2 separate regions of the Homo sapiens genome follow, and region 2 is linked to region 1. The links are chromatin loops, found by intact Hi-C in ENCODE. Cell type or tissue: heart right ventricle. All regions are shown on one strand. Links, peaks and the distances in the headings refer to the core of each region. The heading gives the core; the rest is flanking DNA.

What was found. A loop is a pair of places that touch in the nucleus more often than their neighbours do. Peaks named below come from ENCODE experiments on the same cell type or tissue, not always from the same donor. Only the 100,000 strongest peaks of a DNase experiment are listed, where the experiment ranks them.
Region 2: a loop joins it to region 1, with 2.6 times the contacts of the local background. A loop is called at or near these places in 9 of 110 quality-filtered maps.

What each region holds. Positions count from the first base shown.
Region 1 is chr1:201,871,933-201,887,594 of GRCh38, reverse strand. IPO9 (importin 9) reads right to left here. Exons shown (of 24, transcript NM_018085.5): 20 at 14,634-14,767; 21 at 13,223-13,345; 22 at 12,659-12,763; 23 at 12,367-12,443; 24 at 3,304-11,651. The coding sequence ends at 11,541. Among named protein-coding and RNA genes, the nearest start is that of SHISA4, 9.1 kb to the left of the region's middle. RefSeq lists enhancers at 3,619-3,688, 4,789-5,288. In heart right ventricle, for the core only: CTCF peaks have their summits at 9,571 (motif pointing left) and 11,257 (motif pointing right); a DNase peak (open chromatin) is centred at 9,424; H3K27ac peaks cover 2,583 bases.
Region 2 is chr1:201,522,452-201,539,579 of GRCh38, reverse strand. CSRP1-AS1 (CSRP1 antisense RNA 1) reads right to left here. Exons shown (of 2, transcript NR_160747.1): 2 at 4,796-6,156. All of the region lies in intron 1 of LOC124904484 (a long non-coding RNA gene), which reads left to right. It overlaps NAV1 (neuron navigator 1), which reads right to left and starts at 453. Exons shown (of 34, transcript NM_001389617.1): 1 at 238-453. In heart right ventricle, for the core only: a CTCF peak has its summit at 8,657 (motif pointing left); DNase peaks (open chromatin) are centred at 7,316, 7,689, 8,149 and 8,639; H3K27ac peaks cover 3,675 bases.

The DNA.
Region 1 (15,662 bases), core at 5,238-13,237:
CACACCTACCCAAGAGAGCTGGAATAGGAGAGGATAGGCTCCTGCCCCAGAAAGTTGCTGGTAGCCTGATGGGCAAGAGTATGTCCTCACGCAGGACACAGTCATAAATGCAGCAGCAGGGACAAAGAGAAACGCCTCTGAATCCAGCACCACCTACTCAGTGTGCCCATTGCCATCCATCTCCTCTTTCCTACACTAAAAGCTCCATGACTGCAGGGACCACGTGGCTGTGTTCAATGTGGCCATCCAGCCCTAGCCATCAGTGTTGTCATTGTTGGTTGAATCATCTTCAGATAAGGGACTGTCTTTCCTGCCCAGAGCTGAATCTCCCATGTGTACCCTTGACCCCTGCTGATTTGTCTCTTCATTATCCCATCTCTTTAGTGTCTTTAGCTTCTCACACCTTACCAGCTTCTTTTCCCTAGGAAATCTCAAGTCTCTCCTATTTAAAGCAAAGCAAAGCAAAGCAAACCAAACCAAACCACATCCTTCCTAAAACTCATCCCTCTCTAGCTACTTTCCTGCTTTTTTCTCCAACTAGCCTTCCTCAAAGTGTATACCCCTAGTTGACACGCCCTCCTCAAAGTGTATACCCCTAGTTGACACTTCCAGCTTGCAATGACACCTAGCACGCACCAACATCATCAGTGATTTTCTAATTGCAAAATTCTAAGAATGTGTTTCAGTTCATGGGATGGGAGGTGACTAGACTAGGACAGAGAGTGAAGAGAGGGGGCTGTGGGCCAACCAGAGGGGAGAACTGGCTGCACTGGGAGAACTGGCACTTCTTACCTTGACAAGGGATGCTGGAGCTCGGAGATGGAGAGCTGGGGCTAGCTTATGTCGCCATAATGAACCTGGGTCTTGAAAGAGTCTGTAGATTGGCCAGGAGTGAGGAGGGGCTTGGGTGGGAGGACTGGGGGCCCTGGAAGAAGTTGTCTAAATCTTCAGGCCTGGAAGGGCTTCACTACACCTTCTCTAGGTAAGGGCAGGCAGGAATACCCCCCGCTCACCAAGCTGGTCTCTTAATCCCCAGCAAGGGAAAGAAACGCTTTCCTGGAAAAGAGGAGGCAGAGTAATTTGTGATCAGATGAGACAAAACATAGGCTTTGCCAGTAGGAGGTTCTCCTCAGGGTGTCTGGAATATGATGGTAATGATACCACCAGCAGCGAACATTGCTGATGAGCTCATCCCATTGTACAGATGAGGAAACTGAAGTTGGAAGAACTTCAATTCCCCCAGCTCACACTGCTGGGATTTGCAGTTGGACTTTTGTGGCTTCAAAGCCCAGGCCCTTCAGCTTCACCACCTGCTTCTCTTTAAACAAGTCTAAAGGGCCAGGCACGGTGGCTCACGCTTGTAATCCCAACACTTTGGGAGGCCAAGGCAGGCAGATCACCTGAGGTCGGGAGTTGGAGACCAGCCTGATCAACATGTAGAAACCCCGTCTCTACTAAAAATACAAAATTAGCTGGGTGTGGTGGCACATGACTGTAATCCTAGCTGCTCGGGAGGCTGAGGCAGGAGAATCACTTGAACCCGGGAGGCTTGAACCCGGGAATCGCCATTGCATTCCAGCCTGGGCAACAAGAGCGAAACTCCGTCTCAAACAAACAAAAAAACAAGTCTAAAATGTTCAGTGCTATGCCTGGCATAAAAAGCATGTATTCAGGGAAACTTTGATGCCCAGCCCTTATCTCTAGCAGGCCTCTGCATGTGGTGAGAAGGTAGCCAGGGATATCTGAAGTGGGGAAAGGCAGGAGGAGGGGAAGGGCTGGGACCCTGCCTGTGACCCAGTTTGGGCTTGGCTAGGGGCTGTGGTAGGAGTGCTCTGCTGAGTCACCTCACTCCTGGGCTGAATGACCAGCCCAGGGCTCCTCCCAACCTCTTCCATGCTCCTCTATCAGAGCAGACTAACACAGGCATTCCTGAGGCCTTCCTTACTTTCCTGGGCCATGAGCCCTGGAGGCTCCATCCCACCCTGGTCCTACCCCACCCATGCTGTTTGGCCGTGGAGGCTCCTGCCTCCACTTTTGTCTGGCCAGTGGTTTGTTGAACCATTCCAAGATAAGGGAAACTCCATTCCTTTCCTAATTCCTGCCTCTGGTCAGTCAGTGCTCTCCAGGAATGCACTCTACATTACTCTGCCCTCCTTTTTTCTATTCCTCCTTGCCCAGCCTCTGGCAACCCAACTCCTGCAGACAGGTAATTATACATTCCCCCACTCCATAGGACCCTGAGTTCTTTACTCTGATTTAATGTCAGATCCTTCCTGGAGGGTCTTGGACACATTAATTCTCCTTGCAGTCCACAGCTAGGAAGAGTAAGGCCTAGGACAGCACCAGGACTTGGCCAAGTCTCATGGCTTAGTTGGGGAACCAGGTCTTTTGGCTCTCACTGCCCCGGAATAAACAAACATCTCTCTTAAATCAGAATGCTTTTCTTGGCATCCAGCTTTAATCTTTCTTGCTGTAAATGAAAGACTGTCTCCTGTTTGTCCTCTTGGTGGGAGGGACTAGCAAGTGGAGGGTGGGTGAAGGACAGTGAGGATGAGCCTCACTGCTGCCAAGCTACTGGTAAGAAGGTGTACTCTTCCATGTAACAAAGTTGCACAAGTATCCTATACATTTATATATATATATATGGAGCACTCTTCTCCAGAAGGACTTTCTACCAATGCCTTTGTAGGATTGCCTCTCCCAGAACGCCAGGCTTCTGCTTGTTTGTAGAGAGCCCAGGACAGCCTGGGCCTCAGGAAAGAAGAGGGTGTAGCCAGGCTGGCTTGGATGGCAGCTGTGAGCAGCCCCCTACTCAGGCACACTCTGGGTGGCTGTGGGAGCAGCAGCAGTCCCAGGCAGCCAAGGCCTGGCCTCAGGAGCCCAGCCCAGCCAGTGGGGCAGATGGTGAGGGCCAGGTTATCTTTAAATGGCACCTTACTCAGCCTGCCACTCTGCCAGTTGGGCAGGATGGCGGTAGACAAGTGTTATTTTGGGATCTGAGGGCAAGGGAGGAAGGCTCTGTTTATAGCTCTCTCCTTTCTGAACCTACTCTCTCTCCTGGGGAGGATTTGGGGCCATGGGCCTCAGCCCTCCAGCTGACCCTTTCCAACCTAAGGTTTCTGTTTTCAGCCTAGCTGTTAGCCATCTGCACAGATGGGAGTGTTGAATCTACAGAGGCACAGGGTTTCTCAGAAAGGCCAGCTCTGTAAAGGCAGGTTTAGGTGGTGACAACTGCATTAGACTTGGGATCAGACTAATAATAGGTAACATTAACACTTACTATGAGGCAGCACTACGAAGTGCTTTGTGTTATATTAACTTTATTTAATCCTCACAATCACTCCATGAAACAGATAACTAGTATTACACTTGTTCTGTGGATTAGGAAATGGAGACATAATTTAAGCAGCTTGTCCAAAGTCACCCAACAGGCAAGTGGCAAAGCCAGGGTTCAAATCCAGGCAGTCTAGCTCCGGAGCCCATGCTCTGAACCACTAACTAGATATGAGTCCTGCTCTGCCACTTACTGGTTCTGCAAACTTGAAGGAACCACTCCCCCTCTGGTCTTGGCTTCCTCTTTTGGAAACGGACTACCGTTCGGTTCAACCCACTAGAATCCCCAAGTTAGAACTGGCAGAGACACTCTGATCCATTGTGTCTCTCTCCCTGTTCAAGGGAAAAAGAACTTACTCAAGGTCACACAACCGGGCACTGGCCCTAGTTTCTGTGCTCTTGCTGTGAACCTCCCTGTGGCAGGGATGAGTCAGCGGAGCTGACGAGGGATATTAGTTATGAATTTGCAATCACAAAATCAGGTGTGGAAGAAATACATTTATTTTCTTTTAACCAAAATAGATGAGAATGAGTCTCTATCCTGCTACCTGGTTTGTTGTTATTATGGTTTGTTCCCCTCTCCAGAATCACGAAAAGGTCCTGGGGTCTCACACAGTGCAAAACATTGAGGTGAGCCCTCTAAGCCTTGGTCTGCACAGGTTCTGCTCATACATGCTCTTAAGCTTGCAAATTCAGAAGTGTTGGTCTGTGTGCCCCAGGTACAAGAGACCTTCCCAGGGAGCCTTGGTGACCAGGGCCCAGCATCCCTGGGGACTCCATGCAGCCTTTTCCCTAGGAAGTTCTATCATCTCCAGGTGCTTTGCCACAATCAGGGCAGGAGTCTCACCGCTCATAGGCCCCGTGGACTTTTTTGTCCCCTACTTATCTTTTGGAAAACTACCCCCCTTTTTCTCTCCCCTTCTTCCTCCGGGACCCTGGGCCTAATTGCAGTTCACTAGAGCTTTCACCATAGGGTCCAGAAGCACAGCTATTCTCATGCAGTCCTGCTGTCCACCCTACAAAAGCAACTAAGGCAAGGAAATGCAAAGAATTCAGGTATGTTCTTGGACTAAGTTGTTGGGGGGGGGGGAATCTAGTGAAAGCAAATTAATACACCGATAGTTTATGTCACACAGCTAACCACAGAAAAACTGCTTAGTAGGTGGAAGGCAAGAGCTGGGCCTACCACCTGTTTCTATCATGTTCCTCAGGCAGGGCTGCAGTGCTACAATTCATTCCTCAGAGCTGTCCTCCCAAAGGCTCACCAAGACCCTAATTTAGCAGCAGCATGTGTGAAATTGAACTGAGTCACAGTGTAATCCAGTGAGTCAGGAAGAATGAGCCAAACATAGCTCCCAGCTATGGGTGGGGGATAGGATGGGACATCTTCCACCACTAGAGGTGCTTTAATGAAGTCATCCTTAATTCTAACTACAATCCTGTGAGGTAGGTATTAGTTCCCTATTTTACAGATGAGGGAACCAAGGCTTGAAGGAAACGTCACTTGCCGCAGCTATGTAATCATGCCAAGTCAGAACAACTCAAGCCTGGGAGGGACTTCTAGGCCTCCTAGTCAGGCCAGTAGTTCCTCATTGCTTTTCTTCCTACAGCACATTTGCTACCATATCATGTATTCTACACAGGTTTAAAAACCCTAGTATACTTTTCAATTTTAGGAAGCCAGCAGTAATGCCACCCTTTTCCCAGTTACTCAAAAAAGGAAAAAACTGGAATGTAAGTGTCATTAGATGGCAAATGTTGACCTGTACCATCCATTAGGGAAACTTAAATTCACAAAACTTGTTTTTTTTTTTGTTTTTTTTTTTTTTTGAGGCAGAGTGTCGCTCTGTCGCCCAGGCTGGAGTGTAGTGGCATGATCTTGGCTCACTGCAACCTCTGCCTCCCGGGTTCAAGCAATTCTCCTGCTTCAGCTGCCTGAGTAGCTAGGATTATAGGCATGCGCCACCATGCCCAGCTAATTTTTTTGTATTTTTAGTAGAGACGGGGTTTCACCATGCTGGCCAGGCTGCTCTTGAACTCTTGATGTCGTGGTCCGCCTGCCTCGGCCTCCCAAAGTGCTGGGATTACAGGTGTGAGCCACTATGCCCGGCCTACAAAAATTGGAATTTTATTGCGATTACTTTTGGGTGCTTTGCTACTGGAATCTTGGTAAAGTATGGTTAAGACCTAGTCTAAATCCCCGTGAGAATGGGGAATTTTCCCGTGACTGCTAACTAAAGGTCTAGCCTCTGATCGAGCACTTGGATTGATGAGGAGGAACTCACTGCAACATTTTAAGACAATTCATTCCACAGCTCTCACTTTTGGAAAATCCTTACTTGTCAGTCTTTAAGTCCTACTGACTTTATCTTGTCAACATCTCTAATCCAGCTCTTCCACCCTATCCCCTCTAGTTACAACCTTAGTTCAGGCTCTGGGTTTTCCCACCTGGACTGCTGTAGCTGCTGCCAGACTGCATTCCTTTCTCCCATCTCCCACCCCTTCAATCCAGGTTCCAAGTCACCCTTCTAGTCACATTTGCATCAACACTGCAACACTTTTCTAAGACACAAAACCTGATCACTTCCCTGTTTAGTTATCTTGGGTAGTCTCCCATTCTCTAGAGGAAGCAGGTCTTGAAGGATCCTTCACAATCTGCCCCCCACTTGTCCTTCCAGCTTTATTTCTGGCCAGGACTCCCGTGAACTTAAGCATAAATATCAGTACTTGTAACGTGCTTATAAGGTCTGAAAATGAAATTGTTTCATGACGGCCTTTTCTTACTTTTTCTCTGCAATGTCTTACCCCACTCTCATCTGCCTGGCAAATGCACAGGAAAGGCAAAACAAATAGGCAACAAGTACAAGCTGCTTGGACTATAATCACACACTTGCAGGGTGACCTTTGATAGGTTAACAATATCTGTCTGCTTCAGTTTCATCAATCTGTAAAACTGGGTGAGCAAAGTGGACTACTTTGTAAGGTTAGTAGGTGGTCTGAGGTAAAAGTATTTAGCATACCCACTGGCGTTTAAATACTCCAGAAGCAGGTATTGTTAGCTCCTTGCAAGTGTTCAAGGGTTGCCTTCTCCATGCAACTTACCCGACTTCCTCCCCCAGGTTACCATTAGCCAGTTCCTTTTTTGGGCAGTGGGAACTAAACCCAGTACACTTATTTCTCTCACAGCACTCCCCACATTTATTATACTACAGATGCTTTTCAGCTTATAATGGGGCTACATCCCAATAAACCCAACAAAAGTTGAAAATACCGTTAAGTGAAAAATGCATTTAATACACCTAGGCTACCTTAAACCTACTCAGATCACTTACATTAGCTTACAGTTGGGCAAACTCATCTAACACAAAGCCTATTTTATAATAAAGTGTTGAATGTCTCATGTAATTTATTGAATACTGTACTGATTGTATGGATACTTGAAGTACTGTTTCTACCGAATGTGTATAGCTTTTGCACAATCCTAAAGTTGAAAAACTGGAAGTCAAACCATCATTATGTTCAGGCCCATCTGTATTTCTGACCCCCTACTAGACTAGCTCCTTGAGGGAAAGGGCCAAAGCCCTCCAGCATTTAGCACCGGCCTTGCATATCTAATAGAGGTTCATAGTTCACTGAAATGGGGTTGGGGGCAAGAGTAGCCAGAAATTGGCCTTTTATTTCCTACTTACTGATCATGGGTCAGCTTAGCTGGGGTGCAAAAGTATAGTATGTATTTCACTGGACCATCCTTGAACTTCCCAAAGCCATGTCCTGTTTCCTCTTGTCTTCTCTAAGCTAAGCATTCTTAGCTCCTTCAAGCTTCTTTTCCTTGACACGATTTGTCCTCTACATCTTAGCCTTCCTCTGGCAGAGGACTCATCTGTCAGGGAGCCTCCGGTTGAGCACCAGAAGGGAACATGGCAATGAGGATCACTGATAGGCACAGGAAGACTGAAAGGACCTTCCACACTACCCTAGACAACCTGTTTTTATTATCTCATCCTAGAACCACACTGGAGTTTTTTTGGACACATTAACAGTTCCTGGCATAATAAACTTTTTTTTTATTTTAAATTTTAAGAGACAAGGTATTGCCACATTGCCCAGACTGGTCTCAAACTCTTGGGCTTAAGTGATCTGCCCTCCTCAGCCTCCTAAAGTGCTGGGATTACATGGGTGTGGCACCACACCTGGCCCTCCTGGCATAATAAACTTTATTTTTTGAGACAGAATCTTGCTCTGTTGCCCAGGCTGGAGTGCAATGGTGTGATCTCGACTCACTGCAACCTCTGTCTCCCAGGTTCAAGTGATTCTCCCGCCTCAGCCTCCCGAGTAGCTGGGATTACAGGCACGTGCCACCATGCCCAGCTAATTTTTTTATTTTTAGTAGAGGCGGGGTTTCACCACATTGGCCAGGCTGGTCTCGAACTCCTGATCTCAGCTGATTTACCCACCTAGGCCTCCCAAAGTGTTGGGATTACAGGTGTGAGCCACCACACCCAGCCATTAAACTCTTAGTAGCACACAATACTGTTAGTGACAGCACAGTACTCTATAGTCCTCAACTCTGCACAGATGTTATTATCAATCTGCATTTATTGAAATGTTACATTTAGATTCTGCTCATTTTTATAGTTTGTAATGGTATTTGTTTGGATCCTAAATTTGGATTCTAAATTGTCATCCTTCCTAAGGGTTTCTTATTATCTAAAAATTTGATCAGCACTCCTAATTTACTAGTACTATCTCTTGTGTAAATGGCTTCAAATTCTTTTGTGGAATGGGTAAGGCATAAAAAAAGTCATCTGTCACTAATATCAAAGGAGGGGCCAAGGACACAGCCCTGGGGGAACTTACCAGGTCAACCCACAATGGGTGAATTTATAGTTTGTTAGTTAGTGGTCAGTTACCAACTTCTCTGTCTGTCTAATGCTTTGACTAAAATGTCCAGATTATTTACCTAGTTAACAAAATTAAAGAAGATTCTAAGACCAGTTTAGCATCATTTTCTCTGAAGTCCATAATGAATGTCTGTTAAACTCTCGTCACTCTTATTTAGGTGCTTTTGGGTCATTTGTTGTAGGTTCATTCTCCCAAATCAATGTCACATATACGTCTGTAACTTGTGTTATCAGCTTCCTTCCTAGGGCTTTAACTTCTTTTCAGTCTTATAGCATTCCTTCCATTTTCCTTTCAGTTCACTCCAATAAAAGCTCGACAAACTCCTGGGAGCCCCTTGGTGCCCCAGCTGCTGTTTACCAGTCAGGAGACTAAAATGTCTCAGAGCAGCTAAGTGCTCTTTTTTATTTTTACCTCATTTGTCTTACCTTGAACTTTTTAGTTCCTTGTAACCACTTAGCCCTGCCCTTTTCAGACTGAAGCTAGTTCTCTTTGGCCAAAGACAGGAGACAAAATATGGTCTAGAGTTTCTGTCAACATGTACTGGCCTCCAACAGATCTTTTTTCTTCCTGCTGACACTGGACACAGTCTCTCCACTCTTTTTCTCATCAACAGAATGGGAATATCCACTCTGTGAACCTGTTATAAAGGTTAAATGGGATAATGTATATGAAAATGCACTGGAAACACAATTAAGTACCTGCACATCGAGGGGTCCAAGACCTTCTGCTCTCACCCACAGCCGAGTATCTGTTAGCCAGGGGTAGCCCTTAAGTGTTACTAGGGCCCTTTCCTCAGGACTCAAGTTCTCCTGAGGCAGGATGCCCAGTCCTCCCCCAAATCAGCATGAGAGCAGAAAGGACCCTTGCCAAAGGATTTAGGACCACTTTTGGCACTAGATATAGAATGTTTGTCTAATTAGCAGACGCAGAGGGACCCCCATCATTCTCAGTCTGTGTGTGGGAGCCTTAAGCCTTCCCAAGCTCAGCAGTTCAATGCTACTGGCATGAGACCATTCTTTTGTGCCAATATCAGAGGCTGACTTGGCCTTATGCCTTTAGCACCAAATCCGACTGGCACTGCCTTGAGATAAACTATGGAGTCTGCAAGGCCGAGGGTGGTTTTCTCAGCACCACTTGGTCAGATCTGCCATCATTTCCCCAGTATCAGCAACTCCCACAATGCCATGTGAAGCAGCAGGGGCACAAGCAGTTAGCCTCAGAACCTGGCTGGCATGGGACGACTGTGAACATGCCCGCAGGCTTCTCAAAGGTAGTAAAAACTTTTAACTCTACTTCTTCCAATCTCAGTCATGGAGGTTGAACACTGGGGACACCTAGTGGCATGAAGAAATTACCAGCTACAATATCCTTGGGGCCATCCCCTTGAGTGGAGATTCAGATTCACTTTATATTCTTTCTCTTTTTTTTTTTTGAGACAGAGTTTCGCTCCTCTTGTTGCCCAGGCTGTAGTGCAATGGTGCGATCTTGGCTTACTGCAACCTCTGCCTCCCAGGTTCAAGCGATTCTCCTGTCTCAGCCTCCCGAGTAGCTGGGATTACAAGTGCATGCCACCATGCCTGGCTAATTTTTGTATTTTTAGTAGAGACAGGGTTTCATCATGTTGGTCAGGCTGGTCTCGAACTCCTGACCTCTGGTGATCCGCTGGCTTCGGCCTCCGTAAGTGCTGGGATTACAGGTGTGACACACCACGCCCAGCCTATATTCTATTTCTTCTTTGTGAGAATATCAATCTAAAGAAATATCCTGTGGTTATTAAAAATGGGGCACCAGATGTGGGCACTACCAAAAAAAGGGGAACACAGGTTTCATCTTTCTCCCCATGATTTGTGTGTGTGTGTGTGTGTGTGTGTGATTGAGTCTTGCCTTGGAATGCAACGGTGTGATATCGGTTCACTGCAACCTCTGCTTCCCAAGTTCAAGCGATTCTCCTGCCTCAGCATCTCAAGTTAACTGGGATTACAGGCATGCACCACCATGCCCAGCTAATTTTTGTATTTTTAGTAGAAATGCAGGTTTCACTGTGTTGGCCAGGCTAGCCTCAAACTCCTGATCTCAAGTGATCCGCCCATCTCAGCCTCCCAAAGTGCTAGGATTACAGGCGTTAGCCACCGCGCCCAGCCTCTCTCCATGATTTTCTAATCCTCATTTACTCTTTGAACCCCAAACAGACTAAACTTCCCAATTAAGGAATCTCCCTTAAAAATATTTGATTAAACAATGCCAGTTCTTTAAGAATCATTTCAGGCTATGTTTGCCAAGACACACTAGAATGTTTAGACAGGCTCCACCTAATCCTTTCCCCCATTACTTTTACTTACCTTCTAAAGGGAATAGAAGGCAAACAGGTGCTGAGACACCTTATACCATGCAACTAAATTCATTTGTAAAGATTACTTTACTGTCCTAGAAAAATACATGTTGCAAATTTGAGGGCTACAACTTAAGCACTTTAGAGGCTTCCTGAGGGAAAGGGGATAACCTTTGAATATCAGACTCTGTGGTAATGTGTGGGAGAGGCATATTAAATATAGTTGGGTCAGGTGGATTTAAAAAAAATCCCTTTTCCCCATTTTTTTTTTTTTTTCTAAAAAAGGAAGATCAAATTGCCATCTGTCTGGCTTATTTTGTGTGTGCATGTATATATAGGAACAGCTTGAGGGGAAGGGTTATGTCATGCAATGAAGCAAAAACAAGACGACCTCCTCTGACAGAGGAGCCTTAGTGTTGTAGAAGAGAAGCAAGGCTGAGGTCACTGGAAAGGCTTAGAATGAAGCTGCTCTTGCCTGTTCCTCCTGAGAACCCAGAGCAGCAGTGGTCCAGGGCACAAAGCATAATGATCTCTCATGAGGATTCCTATCTGAACACATCAGAAGTCCTATGAACATAGATAGGTCTGTTTTAGAATATAAATGGTAGTGACTTCCTGCGCTCCTGAGGCGGGGCAAAATAATCCATAAACACATAATCCTTCTGGGCAATAATGTTTCTGGACTCGCCAGCAGAGGGCTCTAGGAACAGAGGTGGGGGTAGAGTCGGGGAGAAAAAAGGTTCTAGAGATGGCATGTCTTCAGGGGAACTTTGAGAAATGTCCTTTGTTCCAGCATTCCTAAGTGACGGCACCGGTGAGCCTGGTCTGAATTGTCATCAGTGTCACTGCCGAGGCCAAGGGCCAAGGGTCAAGATGCCACTTTAGGTTGAGAAGAAAGTGCATCTCAAGGCCAGTGAGGGCTGCAAAATGGTTTGCGGCTGGCCCAGAAGGAGCAAATGTAGAAAGGCTCCCCTTTTTAGATGCCGATGGTCTGTAGAACTCGCCTCTCATTGTCATTAAGGTGGCCTGAAAACATTATGTAGCAGGGCTGCTGAGCAAACTGGCAGAGGAAATCTGTGAGATATGCCTGGAGGAAAGAGCAAGAGTGGCATTAGTGAGACATTGCAAGTCACCCATTTGCAGTGGAGCAAGAACCACAATCAAATGGCACAGGGAATGCTGGTTTTTAGACAAATGCCAGCTCCCTGAGGGATGGTCTTTCATGTTCTTGGATCTAGTTTAGGTAATCCACAGGGAAACAACATTTTTCCAAGGCTGTATCACCCCAAGGACCTTCACAACATAGCCTCTAGAAGATGAATTACAACACATCAAGTGCAAAGTTCCAGCCCACCCAAAACCCTGGACCACTCAACAAGACAGGAACTCTTTCCCATGAGGCTCCCATGTTAAATTATAAATGGATTTTTTTTTTTTTTTGAACACAGGGTCTTGCTTTGTCGCCCAGGCTCGAGTGCAGTGGTATGATCACAGCTCACTGCAGCCTTGACCTCTTGGCCTCAAGCGATCCTCCCACCTCAGCCTCCCGAGTAGCTGGGACCACGGGGGTGTGCCACTATGCCCAGATAATTTTTAAATTATTTGTAGAGACAGGGTGTCCCTGCATTGCTCAGACTGGTCTTGAACTCCTGGGCTTAAGCAATCCTCCCGCCTTGACCTCCCAAAGTGTTGGGATTACAGGCATGAGCCACCATGCCTGGCTATAAATGGATTTGAGCCCATATTCCTGTTTCCATGGCCTGGGACATTGTCATTTGCAAGATATCTCTGGACACCCTCACCTGCAGATCAATCTGATAGAGAGGATCCTTCAGGGCATCAGGGTCATCTTCCTCATCATCCTCGTAGTAATCCTCCTCTGTTAGACATAGCCAACACAGGGCGGGTCAGGACAAAGGCCCATGATCAGGCCCTGAGTGGTGATATACTACCACATGACTGAGGCGGAAGGTGCAAAAGCCCAAGAAATGTCCCTGTGGGCCCACCTCTCCCCTTTCTTGGGTACCCCACTGTTGGGATCAGTGTGCAAAGAAAAGGTATTTACCATGGCTGTCCTCTTATCAAACAGCTTACCATATTTACTTGTAGCAAGAATGTCAGATAAAAGTTGGCCAGCTAAACCATCCTCCTCCTCCTCCTCTTCCTCCTCCTGGTCCTCCCACATATCATTGGAGTCATCTACTTGGAGATGAAAAGCAGCTAGAGCTAGAGCACATTCATGCATTTTCCCTCCCCAAATCCAAATAGGCCAGAATAGAAGGGCCCCAAAGGCTTCTGCAATGTGGCTTGTAGTCCCCAGTGAAAGAGAATCAGAAATGGCCAAACCCTCCTGGTTAGTCTCAATGAAAGAACCTGGAGATATAAGTGTTGACAGGCTCTTAAGAAGAATCAAACCAAAGAAGGGCTATGTTAGCTTGCCTCCTGGCTGCCTCCCACCCCAGCCTCTGTGAGATTTCATATGGCAGACTGGAGAAGCAGCTCTACATGCCTAGTGCCTAGCATGGTGCCAGCCACAGAGCAGCCATTCCATCAACTTTTTTTTTCAATTAGTGACTCAACAAACCAAGTTGATAATTTGACAATTTGTAACTTGATCTGCCAGGCTAAAAGTCTCCTGGGAGTAAGGGCCTGGTGCACCTTGACTCCACTCTGCAGGAGTGGCCTGGCGAGCGGCATTAGCCTCCATGACGTTGGAGAGCTCGTTGATGATCAGCTTTAGGATCTTGACCAGCAAAGGAATGTTTGTCCAGCGTTCTGGGTCTGGGAAGGAAGAAAAAGGTTTCAAGTCAGAGTGTCACTGAGCTTACTTCTGGAAGTACCCCTGTCCTCTCCTCAGTGCCACTCACCAGAGTTCACCACCCCTCAGACTTTCACTGTACCTGACTATATCCAGTCTCCAAAGAGTGACTTAAAGTTAAATAACTTTATTGTTTGGTATTGTAACAGTTCAGAAGCTGGGAGAGATGAGAGTTCAGGGATTAAAGGAGATACAGTCTTGTTAGTAATAAAGCTCTGAAACCAAGGAACTGTATAGAGCCAGTACTCCAGTCCCAATGACTTAGAATTTGAGAGACAGCGGAGGTAATTATAAATCTACATTAAAGATAGCAGCTCTATACTCCCTACCTGCAAATCATTGGAGTTACAGGCCAAAGGCAACTCAGTAACAAAGACATGCTGACTATCTGTGCCCACGCTTCTGAATGAAGCTGGAAGCTGGGATGCTTGGTGCCTGAGACTATTTTTGTCTTTTTTTTTTCTTCAGACAGAGTTTTGCTCTTATTGCCCAGGCTGGAGTGCAATGGCGTGATCTTGGCTCACTGCAACCTCCACCTCCCGGGTTCAAGCGATTCTCCTGCCTCAGCCTCCCGAGTAGCTGGGATTACAGGCATGCGCCACCATGCCTGGCTAACTTTGTATTTTTGGTAGAGACGGGGTTTCTCTATGTTGGTCAGGCTGGTCTCGAACTCCCGGCCTCAGGCGATCCACCCACCTCGGCCTCCCAAAGTGCTGGGATTACAGGTGTGAGCCACCACGCCTGCATTTTTTTTTTTTTTTTTTTTTTGAGACGGAGTCTCATTTTGTTGTCCAGGCTGGAATGCAGTGGCACGATCTTTGCTCACCGCAACCTCTGCCTCCCAGGTTCAAGCGATTCTCCTGCCTCAGCCTCCCAAGTAGCTGGGATTACAGGCGCCCACCACCATGCCTGGCTAATTTTTGTATTTTTAGTAAAGACGGGATTTCACCATGTTGGTCAGGCTAGTCTCAAACTCCTGACTTCAAGTGATCCATCCGCTCTGGCCTCCCACCAAGTGCTGGGATTACAGGCGTGAGCCACCATGCCCGGCCTATTTTTGTCCATTTTCCACAACAGGAAGAAACCGTATGTTCTGATCCCTTTTACCTAAGTTTCCTGCTTCTTCTTTATCAAACCCATCACCAACAATTGTTTTAAAAATATACACCACAGTGCATTCCTTCCCTTCACCCAGGTATCCTTAGCCCCTTCGTATAGGGAGAGGATTGGAAGAATCGCAGCAGCACCCACTTTTGGCTGACTTAGAGCGGGTGCGGATGCCCTCATCCATGCTGTAGATCTCCTCTCCCTTCACACGGATATCCTGTAGCCGTTTGTCATCTGCATTGATGCCATGCTGGAGCAGCTTACAGAGTGCCACAGAGCTGGCAAGGAAGATCCAAAAAAAGGTCAATCAGCCGCCCATCTCGAGTTCACTCCAAGGAGATAAGCAATTATGTCCTAAGACCCTCTATTTGATAGTGAAAATTCCGTTAACAACTAATTAGGAGAGCTAAGAGAGTTCAGCTGAAAATGAGATTTTAGAGTTCATGAGGTGGTTTAATGAGATCTGTGCTTTTTTGTTGTTGTTGTTGTTGTTGTTGTTTTTGAGATAGGGTCTCATTCTGTCACCCAGGCTGAGTGCAGTGGTGTGATCATGGTTCACTGCAGCCTTGACCTCCCTGGGTTCAGGTGATCCTCCCACCTCAGCCTCCCAAGTAGCTGGGACTATAGGCATGCGCCACCGTGCCTGGCTAATTTTTGTATTTTTTTGGTAGACACAGGTTTCACCATGTTGCCCGGGTGGGTCTCAAGCAATTCGCCCACCTCAGTCTTCCAAAGTGCCGGGATTACAGGTGACCTGTTCTTCTTGAACAAAGCTAAGGTTGCACCATATTGTAAGGTGCAACGAGGTGATAAGAATCAGTGGTATAAAAATCCAGGATAAAAAGTTAGGAAGCCAGGGTTAGAAGGTTGGGTTTTTTATTTTTATTTTTCTGAGACAATTTCGCTCGTCGCCCAGGCTGAAGTGCAATGGCGTGATCTGCCTCCTTGGTTCAAGCGATTCTCCTGCCTTAGCCTCCCGAGTAGCTGGGATTACAGGCACCCACAACCACATCCAGCTATTTTTTGTATTTATAGTAGAGACAGTGTTTCACCATGTTTGCCAGGCTGGTCTTGAACTCCTGACCTCCGGTGATCTGCTCGCCTCAGCCTCCTAAAGTGCTGGGATTATAGGTGTGAGCCACTGTGCCTGGCCAAGGCTTGGGCTTATAAAGG
Region 2 (17,128 bases), core at 4,537-12,536, 350 kb after region 1:
GTCAGTCCCATAGGGGTCGAAAGGGCACACACCTTCCCGGGAAGCCGCGAGCATCTTGGTTGTTATTTATTCCAGCGCCTCTCCCGAGCCCAGCCCACAGCCTCCCTCGGGCACCAACCTCCCCTACCCCGAGACTTGGTCTCGGCCTCGCAGGACCTGCCAGCCAAGCCTCGCAAAACGGGAAGCGCCAGACCCTCAGCGCCGCGACCGCGCGACCGCCCCGCGCCGGCCACTCACCGGAGCGCCTGCCCGCCCGGGCTCCGGGTCCGCGCCGCAGCCGCGCAGAGTCGCGCATCCCCAAGGGCAGCGCGGGTGCGGGGTCCGCTTCTCGCGAGCACAAAGTTTCCCGGGGCTCCCCAGGCCGCCTCGGCCCCTCGCACCAGGCTTGGCGTCCGCCGCGCACTCCAGCCTCGGGCCCCGCACTAGGGCAGCCGCCGGCCCCGGCCCCACAATGAGGAGGGAGGCGGCATCCTGAACAAAGTGCCGTCCCCTCGGGAACGGCGGCCGGGGCGGAGCCTCGTGACCCGCTGCCCCAGGCACACGCCGGCTGCCTCCACGGCGGGCCCAGGAGGGGAGTGCCTGGCGGCCGGGGGGCGGGCAGGAGGAGAGAATCCGTCCGATCGCCCTGGCTTTCCTCCCCCTGCACTGTGCCAGTTTAACCCGCAGAGGGGCGGAGGCATGGGTCCCTTCCAGACTTTGTCATTGGAAAGCTATTCCCGTAACCCTTTGCTGCCTTCGCCTTCCCGTCCCGCCTCCCAGGCTGGCCGCAGAAAGGCGGCTGCTCGGTGGCGGACCCGCGAGCTGGCAGGGCAGGAAGCCTTTGCACAATTGAGCCTTTCCTTTGCCCGGGGACCCGCCACCGCCACTTCCAGGCCGGGTTTCCTCCCTCCCCCACATGTCGTCCGGGTACCGCTCGCTGGTTCAGCCGCAGTTCTTTAGGAGAAGGGGACAGATGGATGGGCCAGCCTCTCCACCCGACTTCTGACCCCGGGCACCCACCTCCTTTCTTTCTCCACCCCACTGAACTGTCATGCTGTCTGAGCTGTCTTAGAGGAGGGGGAGGCCCCGCAAGTGCCCCGCAAATAGTAGGTGCTCAGTAAAATAAGTGACTTCTCCCCACCTTCCAGACAGCCGATGCCCCTCCTCCTTCTTCCAGGGACTTGGGAGTGGGAGGAGGGGGAAGAAGAGGAGAGAGGAAATGACAGGACCTGAGGAGAGTGAATGGGAGGAAGGCCCTCAGCCAGAACCTACTGCAGAAGCAGTGCAAGCCCCCTGCCTCCTGGCTTGGGGACTTCCAGGGTCTGCAGGAAGAAGGCAGAAGGAAGCCAGATGACCTGAGCTTTGAAGCAGGCTTTGGAAAGGGAGTAGCTGTGGCCAAGGACCCAGCAGATTCCCCTGCTCCTGCCAACAAATAAGAGGACTGATCTATTCCCAGGGCCATGGGGTTGCAAGTTGGAGGACTGATGGATAGAAAGCAAAACTGCCTACTCCCTGGGAGGTCTCACAGCTCTTTGCCAGCAAAATCAGTGTGAGCAGAGTCAGGATGAGAGCCCTTGAGTCCTCCCTGAACGCCCCACACAGTCAGTAAGGCCACAGTGGCTTTGAATTTGGAGAGATGAGACACCAGACAATGGACAAGCAGTGACATTCAAGAAGTTCCCAACTGATCAGGGAAAAAGATTTGTTGTATGATTTTTGTCCATGAAGGGAGTGAACTGCCTTTTGGCGCGGGATAAGGGGGTGGACTGCAGAGTGACACCCTTACCCTCTGTATAAAGACTAGAAGTGTGGGCTCTTAAGGCAGACTGCATGAGTTCAAATCCTGGATCAATGATTTTTTAGCCATGGGAACTTACTGAACTCTTTAACCTCTAGCTACCTCAGTTTCTTTATCTGTAAAATGGGATAATAATGGTTCCTATCTCCTAAGAGTGTTGGGAGGATTAAATGCGATACTATAGGTGACACACTTAGAATAGTGCTTGGCACATAGTAAATGCTCAGTGAACATTAGCTGTTACTTTGATCTTGGAGTAACTAACTCTTGGAGATCTAACTCTTGGAGATCTAACTCTTGGAGATGTAACTCTGCGCCCAGTTTGGCATTCAATGATGTGCTAGCTAGAATCCTTTTGTGCTCTTCCCAGTCCTGCAAAGGGGAGCCTAGTCCTTTAAGAAGAAGCACTGTCCTTTCTTGAGAGCTCAAAAGGTGGGACCCCAGGGACCAAGGACCACACAGTAGGTATGCAAATGACTATCAGAAGGTGAAATGACTCCTTGACCCATTGTGAGGCTGGATGCATAGCCCCCATCCACATTGGTAATGCTGGGATGATGTCATTCCTTGGGTGCTACCCAGAATGGAAAAGAAAGCCAAAGCTATAATTTCGTAAGGGTTAGATCTCTTCTATCAGTACACAGGATCAATATTTCTCTCCCACTTATGAGTGGCTGCTCATACAAGTTCTCCCTCACCCTGCTCCTAATGTCCCAATCAATATGGGTGACGGGATCATTTGTACCCCAAGCCTCAGCATCACACAATATACCCAGGTAACAAGCCTGCATATGTACCCCCTGAATCTAAAATAAAAATTCAGAAAAATGTCCCACTCACAGATTTCCAACAGTGAACCTGTATGTGTAGGCAAACATAATAGCATATGGACAGGTTGAGGGAGGAAGGAGTAAAGGGGCCAGTCTGGTTGGGGTGACAGGCAGAGGATATGAAAGCTACTGAAAGAGAAAGTGGATAGGACAGAGCGGCAGGGAGGAGAAGCCAGAAGAGACTCTGGACAGAGCACTGTTTGGGTAAGAAACAGGGTCCCGCCCATCCCAGAAGTGGCCTCTGCCAAATGCCTACTTTGTGAGTAGTTTTTGTCTGAACACAGTGATGACTCAGTTGCTCTGAGTCTAGCAAATGGATTTTCCTTAAATATGAAAATCAATAAGAGGTAAAGGCAAGGACCTCGCTGTGGGGAGGGGAGGATGGAGAGAGTGGGAGAGGTGCTGGGGCGTGAAATGATTTGTGAGTGATGGAAGGAGGGAGATTCAGGTTCACTGCAGGAGACCCTTGGCATAGTCACCTGTACCCCCACTCCCCACCGAGAAGGTGGCCTCCAGGACCTGCTGGCCTCACTGAGGCTCCTTAAAACCCAACAGCCCCTCTGTTCCCCTCCTCCACAGCTTAGAGCCAATCCTGCTTTGGGACAAGATGGGTAGCGAAAGGATTAATGTCAACCTGACAAATAAGTTTTAAAAAATCAGCCCAGAAGCTTGCTGTCACTCCCATAGAGTATCAGATCCGGCCTCCGACGAGATGAGAGTTTTGGGAACCCCAGGAAGTATGGCAAGTGACATTTTCAGCCCCAGCCTGATTTCTTTGGGGGCTTTGCCTGTTTTCCTGCCGCCTTGAGGTCTGTGGACCAATGCTAATTTGTTTCTTGGGTTATCTGACATGGGACTTTGAGGATTTGAACACACTCACAGCTCCTGCGTTCCACGTGGCCCACAGGGAGACTGTCTTTATCCTTCGGACTGTCTTGTTTGGGGCTCCCAGAGCAGTTTGTAAGGTCCTTGGCAGGAATATGAAGATAGCACATTGCTTTATTTTCTTGAGCACTTAATAAGCGTCACTGGAGCTTCTAAGGAGGAGTCCGAGGCAGCTTCTGACTTCCTCCTCTGAAGCACAGTGGAAAAACACTGGGCCCAGCTTCAGAAGACCTGACTCCATGCCTTGGTTCTGATGCTGGCTGAAGTGCATCACCTCAGTTTGCTCATCAGTAAAAGGGAGTGTTGACACCCAGAGGACAAGAATACCCACCTACCAAGGGCATGGTGAGTATTCAGTGAGATCATGGAGGAGAAAATGGTTTCTGCAGTGCTGCTCACATATAAGCAGAAGTGGGATTATCAAACAGAAAGCATCAGCTCATATTCCCAACCCCGCCCCACCTCCCCACCCCAGTCAAATTCACTGTGGTTATGGGCTCAGTGCTTGAAAACCCATTTTTCAGTGATAGAAATCTGACTGGCCACTAAAAATCCTTGTCCTTTCTAGCTTGATTCATTAACCAGTGAGGGGTTTCCTAGGCTAGTGGAATGGGGTTGGACATGGGCAAAACAGGCATCTCCATCCTTGGCCACTCGGGCCTCATGACTGGCCCTGGGCCCCCTTTAAGAAGGGCCCTCTGTGTTGACTGTTGGAGCTTACAGGGACCTGGGAGAAAGAGTCCATGGGGAAAAGCTGTCAGAGTAATGAATGTTTTACGAGAGTGAGCGAGTCACTGCCTTATCGGGAAGATGCTGTTTCTCACTCTCTCTCTGTTACCAGGAAGTGAGATGTACTGAAAGCCATCGTGGTGTTTTTCCAAAGATGGCCTTTGAAGAGGAGGTGTTTCTTTAAGGGGCCCAGGAGAATAGGGGTTGGGTTTGCAGGGAGAAAACCTGCCCCTTTAAGAAGCCTGGTTCTGGCTGTGGCAATCCTGTGGTATGGAAGATAATAATAGTCCCTACTTATATAGCATTTGCTGTGTGCCAACTGCTATGCTAAGCATTTAACATATATTAACCCATTTAATCTCCACAACAACCCTATGAAATCTGTACCACTTTTTATCTCCACTTTACAGGTAAAGAAATTGAGGTCAAGTGTCTTGTCTGGGTCTCAGCTAGTAAGTGATAGAGGTAGGATTTGAACTGAAGGAGTCTGGCTCCTGAGTCCATGTTTTCAAATACTACATATATGCAGAGGAAAGGAGTCTTGATAGTCTCCATAGCAGTGTGGAGAGCTTGATCATGTACTAGTTCAGCACATTTCTTTATTTCTTTTCAACAGCTTTATTGAGGTACAATTTACATATTATAAAATTCACCCACTCGAAATATACAACTCTAAATCTACAGAGTTCTGCAGCCATGACCAGAACCAAGTTTTAGAACATTTCCACCACCCCAAAAAGCTACCTTGTTCCCCATGCATGTTTTAAACTGAGTCTCAATTTTCTCAACTGTAAAATGGGAATAACAGTGCCTGCCTCATACGGTTGTTATGAGCATTAAATCAACATGTAAATGGCATAAGGTAATGGTCAACAAATGTTATCTATTATTATTACAGTCTCTTAGAGTCACTTAAATACAGACTTTTAGAGCTGGAAGTGGGAATGGTCTTAAAGACAATCTAATCAAACTCTCTCCTTTAACAGATAAAGAGATAACAGTGCCAAGATGTTAAGCAACTTGCCAATTAAGGACACAGTAAATTTAGTGGCAGAGCTGGGAATGAAACCCGGGTTTCTTGGTTGGTACTTCAGTCCTCTCTTATCTCCTGAGAGACTTTCCACTCGAGGCACAGGAATATCATTGTCCAATACCCCCTTCACCCCCCATCTTTGCCATCTTTGTGGGTGCCTCCAGAGCAATGCTGACTGGCAGGCATGGACCCTGGGACTTTGCTTGTGCTGGAATACATAGAGCTCTGGCTTTGGAGCAGGGAATGTGGCTGAGGAATGTTGGGTGCAGAATCAGGGGACCAGATCCAATGTGGAGGCTGAGACAGGAATGTCCATTGTCAGAACACGGAATGCATTAACTAAAAGAATCCAGGACACAGCCAGTCCAACGGTCAGCTAGTCTCTGCAGAGCCAGCTTCATGGGCATATGACCTGTGCAGTCACACGGGGGCTCAAGCTTAGAAAGGCCCCCTGCTTGGTTTAATGCTTTGTTGTTGCCATCTTGAAATTCACAATGATTTTTAACAAGAAATGTCACATTTTTATTTTGCACTGGATCTTGTAAATTATGTAGCTGGTTTTGCCCATGTGATAGCAGAGCTGCAGCCAGACTCTTAAGGCCCTAGCAAGGAATAGTGTCTCTCCACCCAGAACTTACTCACATGTAAACTCTATGTATAATACACAGTCATAGAGTCTTAATACCGAGCATTAGAAGAATCAAAGCCTGGGCAACATATGGAGAACCTGTCTCTACAAAAAATTTTATTAAAATATTAGCCAGACATGGTGGCACATGCCTGTTGTCTCAACTACTCAGGAGGCTGAGATAGGAGGATGGCTTGAGCCTGGGAGGTGGAGGGCGCAGTGAGCCATGATTGTGCCATTGCACTCCAGCCTGGGCAACAAAGTGAGACCCTGTCTGAAAACAAACAGAGAATAAAAGTTGTGAAACAATTTGCACATTATGATCCAATTTATGATGAAAGATGCCCCATTAAAGTATATCTTTCTATATGTACATATGCTTGTATGAAAGTATATTTTTTTAAGGTCTGGAAAAACACTTCAAACTGGCAGTCATCAAGGGAGTCATTAACTTTTTCTGTGTGTTTGAGTTTGTTTTTTACAAGGAGAATCTATTCATGTATTACATACATAATTATTAAAAAAGTGTAAGATACTCCTAATACATTCTGTAAGCATTTTCCTATATCAATAAATAGTCAGTAAATAGTCTTAAAATGCCAAGAAAAGGTGTCTTGAGAGGGGAAAGCAGAAGTAGGTGTCAAGAGGGACCCTGGAGAGTGGTAGACAGGGGCAAAGACTATTTCAGGCCATGACAGGGCCTGAGGGGAACAGGCTTGGATGTGAGGAAGGGAATACCGGGTGGGGGAACCCAGAGGTAGCTGGTGAGAGGGTGGGTGCTAGGTGTCAGCTCCGTTCAGATTTAGAGGCTGCGATGTCCACTTTGGTGAGGGTAGGGGAGGATGATAGGAGCTGGAAAAGGATGAATTGCCAAATACGACTGGAGGTAAAGGCTGTAGAGGTGAATCCAGCTGTGGTGAGAAATGGATGAGGTGGAGGTAGGCAGGTGATTCCCTGCAAGGGAGAAAGAATGGGGCTCAGATGTTGGATTTAACAGAGAATGGGAGATTTGAGGCAGTGTGGCCCAGTGGTCAGAGTGCAAGCTTTGGAGTCAGGACGGCAATCAAATCCCAGATTCACTGCATCCTAACTGTGTAACCTTGAATTCTCCTCTGGGAAACAGAAATGATCTTGATAATAGCTATGCAGTAGGGTTGCTGGGAAGATTTGATAAGATGATGGAGGTAAAGCATTGCATCCAGTGGCTGGCACAGACCCCCAAATCTTCCCCTTTTCTCTTTAATTGATTTTGTGGTTTGAGGCTCTTAAATGGCAAGAAATCATTTGCATGAATAAAGAGCCATTCTTCCAAGCACTTCCCTCCTAGTTTTCTGGGAGAGCCACTGGAAGCCAGGATTCAGAGTTCCATCCTGCAAAAGCTGAGCTGAGCTAGCCAGGAAGGAGGAGGAGCTGACTGTGGCCCAAGGGCTGGGAAGCAAGGCAGAAGGGGAGAATCCAGCCCTAATTCCCACGCTGCTGGTGCCAGTGAGGCTGACTGTGGGAAAACCTTGTCAGGGGTCACACTTTGGGATCTCTAGGAGCAAGGTGCTCTGTGAATGCTTATCTCAGATTCTCTCCACCCCTGGCCCTTTCAGTGCCCCCAGCCCAACTCCGGGGAGAGTATGAGTGACTGACAGGCCCTGCTGCAGCTGCAGCCTCCTCACTGTGGGTACAGATGTGCTCAGCAGCAGCTGTGACACGGAGCCCACACCTGTTCCCTAGATCAGCTGCTGTAACTGTACTCCTGGGAAAGCAGGCCAGGTGCTCAGGCCTTGCCAAAGCCAGGTCAGAAAGCAGGTGGAAAGTCGGGCATCTGCCTGTCATAGCAGCGGTGGAGGCTGCCTGGAAGGTCATGAGGCCCTGGGAGTCTCAGCTACAGACTGGGCTCCTCTTCCAGCCCACGCTTGTCCCCAGCTGTACGCCTCCCACAGGCCCTCTGTGGTTTCCTGACCCCCTCCCTGGGCACCACCACATTGGGGTGGGAGAGACTGAGGAGCTAGGAAGGAGGCGGGGAGTCTTGAATGGGATGCCTCTGGCCATCTGTTATTCTGGGCCTGTAAGCTGTAAAGTCAGGGGACTTGTCCTGGGAGGTGGGGGTGCCCTGGAGCTGAGCAGCAACAAGGACCGGAGGAGTCAAAGAGAACTGAGGCAGGGAGAGGCCAAGGATGAGGGTGCGTCTGGAAATGAGAGCAGGAGAGCCTCTTGCGTGGCTTTGGCTGTGGAGACCTTCGTTCCGGAGACTCTGGGCTGCCACGGGAGAATTCCACTAAGCATGTGTCGGGGGCAGGCCCGGGCAGGCGGCCGTGGGAGCGCTGCACACACTCTGCTCCAGGCCTTGGCCAGCTAAAGTGCCGCTCTGGGAGAGCCTGGATACCGGGTGAATCCAGAAATCCCAGGTCCCTGGGAAAATTTCAACAAGGCAACTCTGACACGCGTCCTCTGACACCCAGACCGACACAATATATTGCTCACGCCAATACACATAAAAACCTCCCGATAGAAAACCAGATGGTGAGTTGGCATTGCTGATGTCTGGATTCTACACCCACACCCCACATAGTGCTTATAAAGAACACACCCTCCACTCATCCAGCCCACCCCACTTTCAGGGAGAGGAATCTTGAGCCTGCGATGCTCATAATGATGCTAACGCCTCAATGGAACGGTGCTCGCCAATTTCCCCAGTATCTCTGACAGTGCCGTGCCAGAAGAAACAGCACATGTGGCAAGCAGCTCCCGGCCAGATGTGGGACACTGCTGACCCCTGCTGGCGCTTTTCTCTCCACGCCAACCAGGGAGAGCCCCAGGGAGAATGCAGTATTGGAAAAACCTTGCAATCTGTCTGGGAGGGGTAGGAAGAAATACCCCAGCTCAGAATCTCCTCATCTGGAGTGCCTTTGACGAGACTAAGATGAAATTACAGTAAACCCAGACTGAGTTTCTGGGAGGAGTGAGACAGACTAATAGTATGTCCCCCTTCAGCCTTTGTGGCCTGGAAAACCCTGCTGCCAATCCCCTTGAAACTAAATTGGGAAACCATTAGCAACACTCCTTTAGCCAAGCTCAACCTTTAGGAGGAAAAAAAAAAGTAAGAAAGAAAGAAAAAGAAAAGAAAAGAAAAGAAAAAAAACACCATCCACAAGTAGCCCAAGATTTTCCAGTTACAATCAACCCCTTCCTTACCCACCCCCTGTCCTGCCCCAACGCCTTGCAGAGTCTTTGTGAAGTTTTAGCTTAATTTATTGTGGGTTTAATATTCCCCTTAGACTAAGATGTAATCATCATGGGTTTAATACTTTTCTTTCCATGAGAGACAGTAGCACTGTGCTCTTTGAAAAATCTTTACTAAGACCAGGTGTGGTGGCTCACGACTGTAATCCCAGCACTTTGGGAGGCCTAGGTGGGTGGATCATCTGAGGTCAGGAGTTCGAGACCAGCCTGGCCAACATGGCGAAATCCCGGCTCTACTAAAAGTACAAAAATTAGTCGGGTGTGGTGGTGGGTGCTTGTAATCCCAGTTACCTGGGAGGCTGAGGCAGGAGAATTGCTTGAACCCGGGAGACAGAGGTTGCAGTGAGCCGAGATCGTGCCACTTCACTCCAGCCTAGGTGACAAGAGTGAAACATAAAAAAAAAAAAAAATCACTTTGTACCCACAGAGACGAAGTTCAAGTCTTCCAGAATCTCTACTGGAATAGTCATAGCGACCAAAGGAGGACCAGGACTCTGATAATTCCAACAGAATTAGTATGGAAGCCCCACAGCACAGAGAAGTGTTTCCATTATTAAAACTCTTTTCTCTGTCTGGGCATGGTGGCTTGACCCTGTAATCCCAGCACTTTGGGAAGCCAAGACGGGCAGATTGCTTGCATCCAGTAGTTCGAGACCAGCCTTGGCAAGGTGACAAAACCCCATCTCTATAAGAAATACAAAATAATTAGTTCATGTCTGTGGTTCCAGCTATCCGGGAGGCTGAGGTGGGAGGATCACCTGAGCCCAGGAGGCGGAGGTTGCAGTGAGTCGAGACTGCACTACTGCACTGCACTCCAGCCTGGGCAACAGAGTGAGACCCTGTCTCAAACAACAACAACAACAACAACAACAACAACACAACCCTTTCTCTCCTTTGCACCCTACTCTAGACCCAGAGCTCTTTTTCACTTTGTTGTTAAACTCCATGAATTGTGTGTAGACCCCCTATCACTCTACAACCCATCACCATTAGGCCTCCACTCTGAACACTCCTACAAAGGCAATCATGGGCCTCTTAATAGCTAATCTAATGTACATATTCCAGTTCTCATTTTACTTGCCCTCTATAGCATCTGACATTTTAACGTCTATTCATTCATTATTTATTTTAAAATTTATTATGAACTATTTTAGGCCTGCAAAAGGTATACAGAATAATATAACAAACATATCTGTTCCATTAGTCAGGGTTCTCCAGAAAAGCAGAATCAATAGAATGTACACTATAGATAGACAGGGAGGGGATGGAGGGGGAAAGAGAGGCGGGAGGGAGAGGGAGAAATAGAGAGAGGGAGAGAGAAAGAGATTTATTATAAGGAATTGGCTCATGCAATTGTAGAAACTGACAAGTCCCAAGATCTGCAGGGTGAGTCAGCAAGCTGGAGACCTAGGAGAGTCTATAGCATGTTAGTTCCAGTCCAAAGTCTGAAGGCCTTAGAAACAGGAGGGCTGATGATGTAGTTCCCATCCAAAAGCCAGCAAGTTCAAGACCCAGGAAGAACCAGTGTTTCAGTTCAAGTCTGAAGGCAGGAAAAAGCCAATGTCCCAGTTTGAAGGCAGTTAGGCAAGAGGAATTCGCTTTTACTTAGGGGAGAGTCAGCCTTTCTCGTTCTATTTAGGCCATCAACTGATTGGATAAGGCCCACCTATATTAGAGAGGGCAATTTGCTTTACTCATTCTACTGATTTAAATGTTAATCTCAACCAAAAACACCCTCACAGAAACATCCAGAATAATATTTTACCAAATATCTGGGCATCTTTTGGCCCAGACAAGTTGACACATAAAATTTAACCATCACATCTGTAAATGCCCTGAGTTTAAGAAATAAAGCATTACGGCCGGGTGCGGTGGCTCATGCCTATAATCCCAGCACTTTGGGAGGCCAAGGCGGGCAGATCATGAGGTCAGGAGATCGAGACCATCCTGGCTAACACGGTGAAACCCCATCTCTACTAAAAATACAAAAAATTAACCAGGCGTTGTGGCAGGCACCTGTAGTCCCAGCTACTCCAGAGGCTGAGGCAGGAGAATGCCATGAACCTGGGAGGTGGAGCTTGCCGTGAGCTGAGATCGTGCCACTGCACTCCATCCAGCCTGGGCGACAGAGCGAGACTCCGTCTCAAAAAAAAAAAAAAAGAAATAAAGCATTACAAATATAGTTTAAGCTCCTCCTCTATTGCATTCCTTTCTCTCCCCCCAGAGGAAACGTTATTCTGAACTTGGAGTTAATTATTCCCATGCATATGTTTTTTTTTTACTATATTATACACTCTATATGCATTGCATTTTAACTATATGAATAACATCATGCTGTGTATATTCTTCTACAATTTTCTTTTTTGACTCAACAAATTTGTAAAGTTCATCCATGTTAATGCATATAGCTTTAGTTTACTCATTTTCACTGCTGTATAATATTCCATTGTACAACTACATTCTAATTTATTTATTTTATTTTATTTTTCTTTGAGATAGAATTTCACTCTGTTGCCCAGGCTGGAGTGCAATGGCGTAATCTCGGCTCACTGCAACCCTGCCTTCCGGTTTCAAGCGATTCTCCTGCCTCAGCCTCCCAAGTAGCTGGGATTACAGGTGCCCACCACCACGCCTGGCTAATTTTTGTATATTTAGTAGAGATGGGATTTCACCTTGTTGGCCAGGCTGGTTAGAACTCCTGACCTTGTGATCTGCCTGCTTCAGCCTCCCAAAGTGCTGGGATTACAGGCATGAGCCATTGCACCTGGCCTATTTATTTTATTGTTTCTAATTTTTTTGCGATTACAAACCGTGCTGCTATGGAAATTCTTGTAAAGATCTTATTGTGTACATTTGTGTTTCTCCAGTAGTCTACCCAGGAGTGAAACTGATGGCCGCAGAGCCTGGACACTTTAACTTTACCATATTCATCCTAACACTGGTATTGTCAGACCCTTTTTTTGGACAACCAGATGGATGTGAAATTGTAGATTATCATGATTTTAATTTGTATTTCACCAACTATTAATAGGATTGAGCATCTTTTCATAAGTTTGTTCAGATTAGAATTGCCTTCTATTCCTATTTCCTAATCTTTTTCCAATTATATTGTTGGTTATTTTCTCTTGGATATATAATAATTCTATAGTGTGGCCAATTGCCCTTTTTCTGTTACATGTTTTTCTCTTATCCTTTCCAAACTGGTGGCTTCTGTCTCAGCACCTTTTTAATAGCTTTATTAAGGTATAATTAACATAGCCTAAAATTCACCCATGGTAAAGGTATGATTCAATGATTTTTAGTAAATTTAAAGAGTCGTGTAACTATTACCACAGCCTAGTTTTAGAACATTTATAACATCCCAAAGCAATTCTTCCTACCCATTTGTAATCAATCTCACCCTCAGCCACAGGCAACCACTAATGTGCTTTCTATCTCTATAGATTTTTCTTTTCTAGATATTTAATATAAATGAAATAATCTAATTTATGGTCTTTTGCATCTGGCTCTTTTCACTTAGAATTTTTTTTTTTTTTTTTTTTTTTTTGAGACAGAGTCTCGCTCTGTCGCCTAGGCTGGAGTGCAGTGGTGTGATCTGGGCTCACTGCAAGCTCTGCCTCCCGGGTTCACGCCATTCTCCTGCCTCAGCCTCCTGAGTAGCTGGTACTACAGGCGCCCGCCACCATGCCCAGCTAATTTTTTGTATCTTCAGTACAGACGGGGTTTCACCTTGTTAGCCAGGATGGTCTTGATCTCCTGACCTCATGATCTGCCCACCTCAGCCTCCCAAAGTGCTGGGATTACAGGCATGAGCCACTGCGCCTGGCCTTTGAATTATGTTTTTAAGGTTCATTTCGGTATAGCTATAGTAGTTTTTTTTTCTTTTTATTGCTGAGTAGTATTTCATTGTATGAATACAGCACATTTTGTTTATTTACCAGTTAATGGATTTTTGGCTTAATGATCTCTGATGAGAAATAACTCTCACATTTATATTTTACCCCCTGCATGTAATGTGTCTTTTCCCCCTATGGCTGCTTTTAAGATTTTCTCTTTAGTTTTGGTTTTCAGCAATTTTACTCTGATGTACCAAGTGTGATTTTTTTTCTTTTTTCGTTTTTTTTTTTTTTGAGACAGAGTCTCACTCAGTCGCCCAGGCTGGAGTGCAATGGTGTGATTTCGGCTCACTGAAACCTCTGCCTCCTGGGTTCAAATGATTCTCCTGCCTTAGCCTCCCCAGTAACTGAGATTACAGGCACCCACCACCACTCCTGGTTAATTTTTGTATTTTTAGTAGAGACAGGGTTTCACCATGTTGGCCATGCTAGTCTCAAACTCCTGACCTCAGGTGATCTGCCCACTTCAGCCTCCCAAAGTGCTGGGATTACAGGTGTGAGCCACCACGTCCAGCTCTGGCTAATTTTATATTTTTAGTAGAGACTGGGTTTCACCAAATTGTCCAGGCTGGTTTTGAATTCCTGACCTCAAATGAGCTGCCTGCCTTGGTCTCCCAAAGTGCTGGGATTACAGGCATAAGCCACTGCGCCTGGCCCCAAGTATGATTTTTAAAAAGTTTATCCTGCTTGGGGTTAGTTGAACTTTTTGGACCTGTGGATTGTTATTTTTCATCAACTTTTAAGCCACTGTTTCTTTAAATATTTTTCTGCCTTATTGTTTTTTTCCTTATGGAACTCTAATTGCATGTATGTTAGACTGCTTACTATTATCCCACAATTTGCTAATGCTCTGTTCATTTTTTTCAACCATTTTTTCCTCTCTCCACTTCAATTTAGATAATTTTTATTAGCTTATATTCAATTCACTTATTTTTTTCTTCTGCAGTGTCTAATTTGCTGTTAAGCTCATCCAGTAAGTCTTCATACACTGTATTTTTCAATTTTGTAATTTCCCTTTAGTTCGTTCTTGAATTTCCATTTCTTTTGAAATACCTTATCTCTTTACCTATTGTGTGTTTTTTTTTCCTTTAAAATTTTCAGCATACTTATAATTGTTGTTTTAAAGCCTTTGTCTGCTGATTCTCATAACTAGATCACCTGATGGTCTTGTTGTCTTGTGATTATGAGTCATAGTTTTCTACTTCTTCATATGTCACACAAAATTTGTATTCTGTACCCTGTGTGTGAAATAGCAGTAGAGGTTAGCAGTAGAGATTTAAGTATAATTTTTGTGTTTTGTTTCCATTTTTCAGGGAGTGGAAGCTTTTCCTTCTGTTTGGTGGTTAAAGTGCATAAACATAGGATTATTACATCCTCTTGATGAAATGACCTCTAATCATTATGAAATGTCCTTCTTTATCTCTGGTAATATTCTTTGCTCTGAAAACAACTCTTGTTGTTATTGTTTCATTTCATTTTTGTTTTTTGAGACAGGGTCTCACTCTGTCACCTAGGCTGGAGTGCAGTGGCATGACCACGGCTCACTGCAACCTCTGCCTCCTGGGCTCAGGTGATCCTCCCATCTCAGCCTCCCAAGTAGCTGGGACTATAGGCCTGCACCACCACACCTGGCTAATTTTTTGTATTCTTTGTAGAGACAGGCTTTCACCATATTGCCCAGACTGGTCTGAAATCAACTTTGTCTGGTGTTAATACAGCAACTCCAATCTTCTTTTGACTAATGTTAGCATAGTATATTCTTCCTATCCTTTTAAAGATTTTATATTTAAAGTTCATTTCTTGTAGATAGCAAATAATTGAGTCTTACTTTAAAAAAAAATCCATCTAATAGTCTCTGCCTTTAAAATGAAGTGTTTAGGCCATTTAGATTTAATGTGATTATTGATGTGGTTGGATTTGAGTCTATCACTTTGCTGTTTATTTATTTATTTTTTAATTTTTTTGAGACAGAGTCTCACTCTGTCACCCAGGCTGGAGTGCAGTGGCGCAGTCTTGGCCCACTGCAACCTCTGCCTCCCAGGTTCAAGAGATTCTTCTGCCTCAGCCTCCAGAGTAGCTGAGATTACAGGTGCGTGCAACCACACTAGGCTAATTTTTTTATTTTTAGTAGAGACAGGGTTTCACCATGTTGGCCAGGCTGGTCTCAAACTCCTGACCGCAAATGATCCGCCCACCTTGGCCTCCCAAAGTGCTGGGATTACAGGCTTGAGTCACCACACCTGGCTCCATTGTTTATTTTCTATTTGTCCCATCTGTTCTTTGTTCAATTTTTTCTCTTTTTCTGCTTTAGATTAATTGAGTATTTTCACAATTCCATTTATCTCCTTTGCTGGTTTATTAGCTATAACTCTTTGTTTTGTTATTTCGGTGGTTGCTTTAGGATTCATACTATTTATCTTTAGCTTACCCAAATCTACCTTCAAGTGATATTATACCATTTCATGCATAGTATAAGAACCTTGCAATAATGTGCTTCCATTTGTCTCCTCCTGACCTTTATACTATTATAACCATGCATTTACTTTTCCAAATGTTATAAACCCTGAAATACATTCTTATTATTTTTGTTTAAATAGTCAACTATCTTTTTAAAAGTATTAAATAATTTTCTTCTTTCCTTTTTTTTTTTTTTTTTTTGAGACGGAATCTTTCTCTGTTGCCCAGGCTGGAGTGCAGTGGTGCTATCTCGGCTCACTGAAACCTCCACCTCCCGGGTTCAAGCGATTCTCCTGCTTCAGCCTCCCTAATAGCTGGGATTACAGGCGCCCGCCACCACACCTGGCTAATTTTTGTATTTTTAGTAGAGACGGGGTTTCGCCATGTTGGCCAGGCTGGTCCTGAACTCCTGACCTCAAGTGATCTGCCCGCCTTGGCCTCCGAATGTGCTGGGATTACAGGCATGAGCCACTGCACCCAGCCAGTTTTAAATAATTTTTTTAAAATCGTATTTTTTAACCATGTAGCTACCATTTCTTCTACTCTTTATTTCTAAAAGATATTTTTTCTAGATATAGAATTCTTTGTTGACAATTTTTTAAAAGAAATTAAAAATGTTACTCTGCTGTCTTCTTGCTTGTATTGTTTCCAATGAAAAATAAGACATCATCTTTATCTCTGTTCCTTCTTTTTACTTCCGCCTTAAGGACTTACTTTAAACATTTCTTATATTGGGGTCTGCTTGTTGTGAATTATTTCCCCTTTCACATGTCTGAACATGTCTTTATTTCACTTTTAATTTTTAAAACAACTTTATTAATATACACTTTACATACCAAACAAGTCACCTATTGAAAATATACAACTCAGCTGGGCACAGTGGCTCGTGCCTGTAATCCTAGCACTTTGCGGGGCTGAGACAGGTGAATTGCTTGAGCCCAGAAGTTCGAGACCAGTCTGGGCAATGTAATGAGACCTTTTTTTTTTTTTTTTGAGATGGAGTTTTGCTCTTCTTGCCCAGGCTGGAGTGCCATGGCGCAGTCTTGGTTCACTGCAACCTCTGCCTCCCAGGTTCAAGTGATTCTCCTGTCTCAGCCTCCCAAGTAGCTGGGATTACAGGCACCTGCCACCATGGCTGGCTAATTTTTGTATTTTTAGTAGAGATGGGGTTTCACCATTTTGGCCAGGCTGGATGAGACCTCATTTCTACAAAAAATCCAAAAAAATGAGGTGGGAGGATTGCTTGAGCCCAGGAGGTTGAGGCTTCAATAAGCTGAGATCGCGCCACTGCACTCCGACCTGGGTGACAGAGTGAGACCTGCCCTGCCCCACCCCCACAGAAAAGAAAATGTACAACTCAATGATTTAAAAAAACTACTTAATTGGGATATAACTGACATGCGAAAAGCTGTACATATTTAGTATATACAACTTAATGAATTTCAATAGTTTTTAGTATATTCACACAGTTCTGTAACTATCACCACAGTCTAATTTTAGAACATTTATCACCCCAGAAAGAAACCTGGTACCCATTACAAGTCACTCTCCACTCTTCTGTGCCCCCACCCCAGCCCTAACAACTGCTAACTTACTTTCTGACCCTGTAGAAAGAAACCGCTAATTTATTATACTTTCTGATCTCTCCAGACTCAGCTCCTT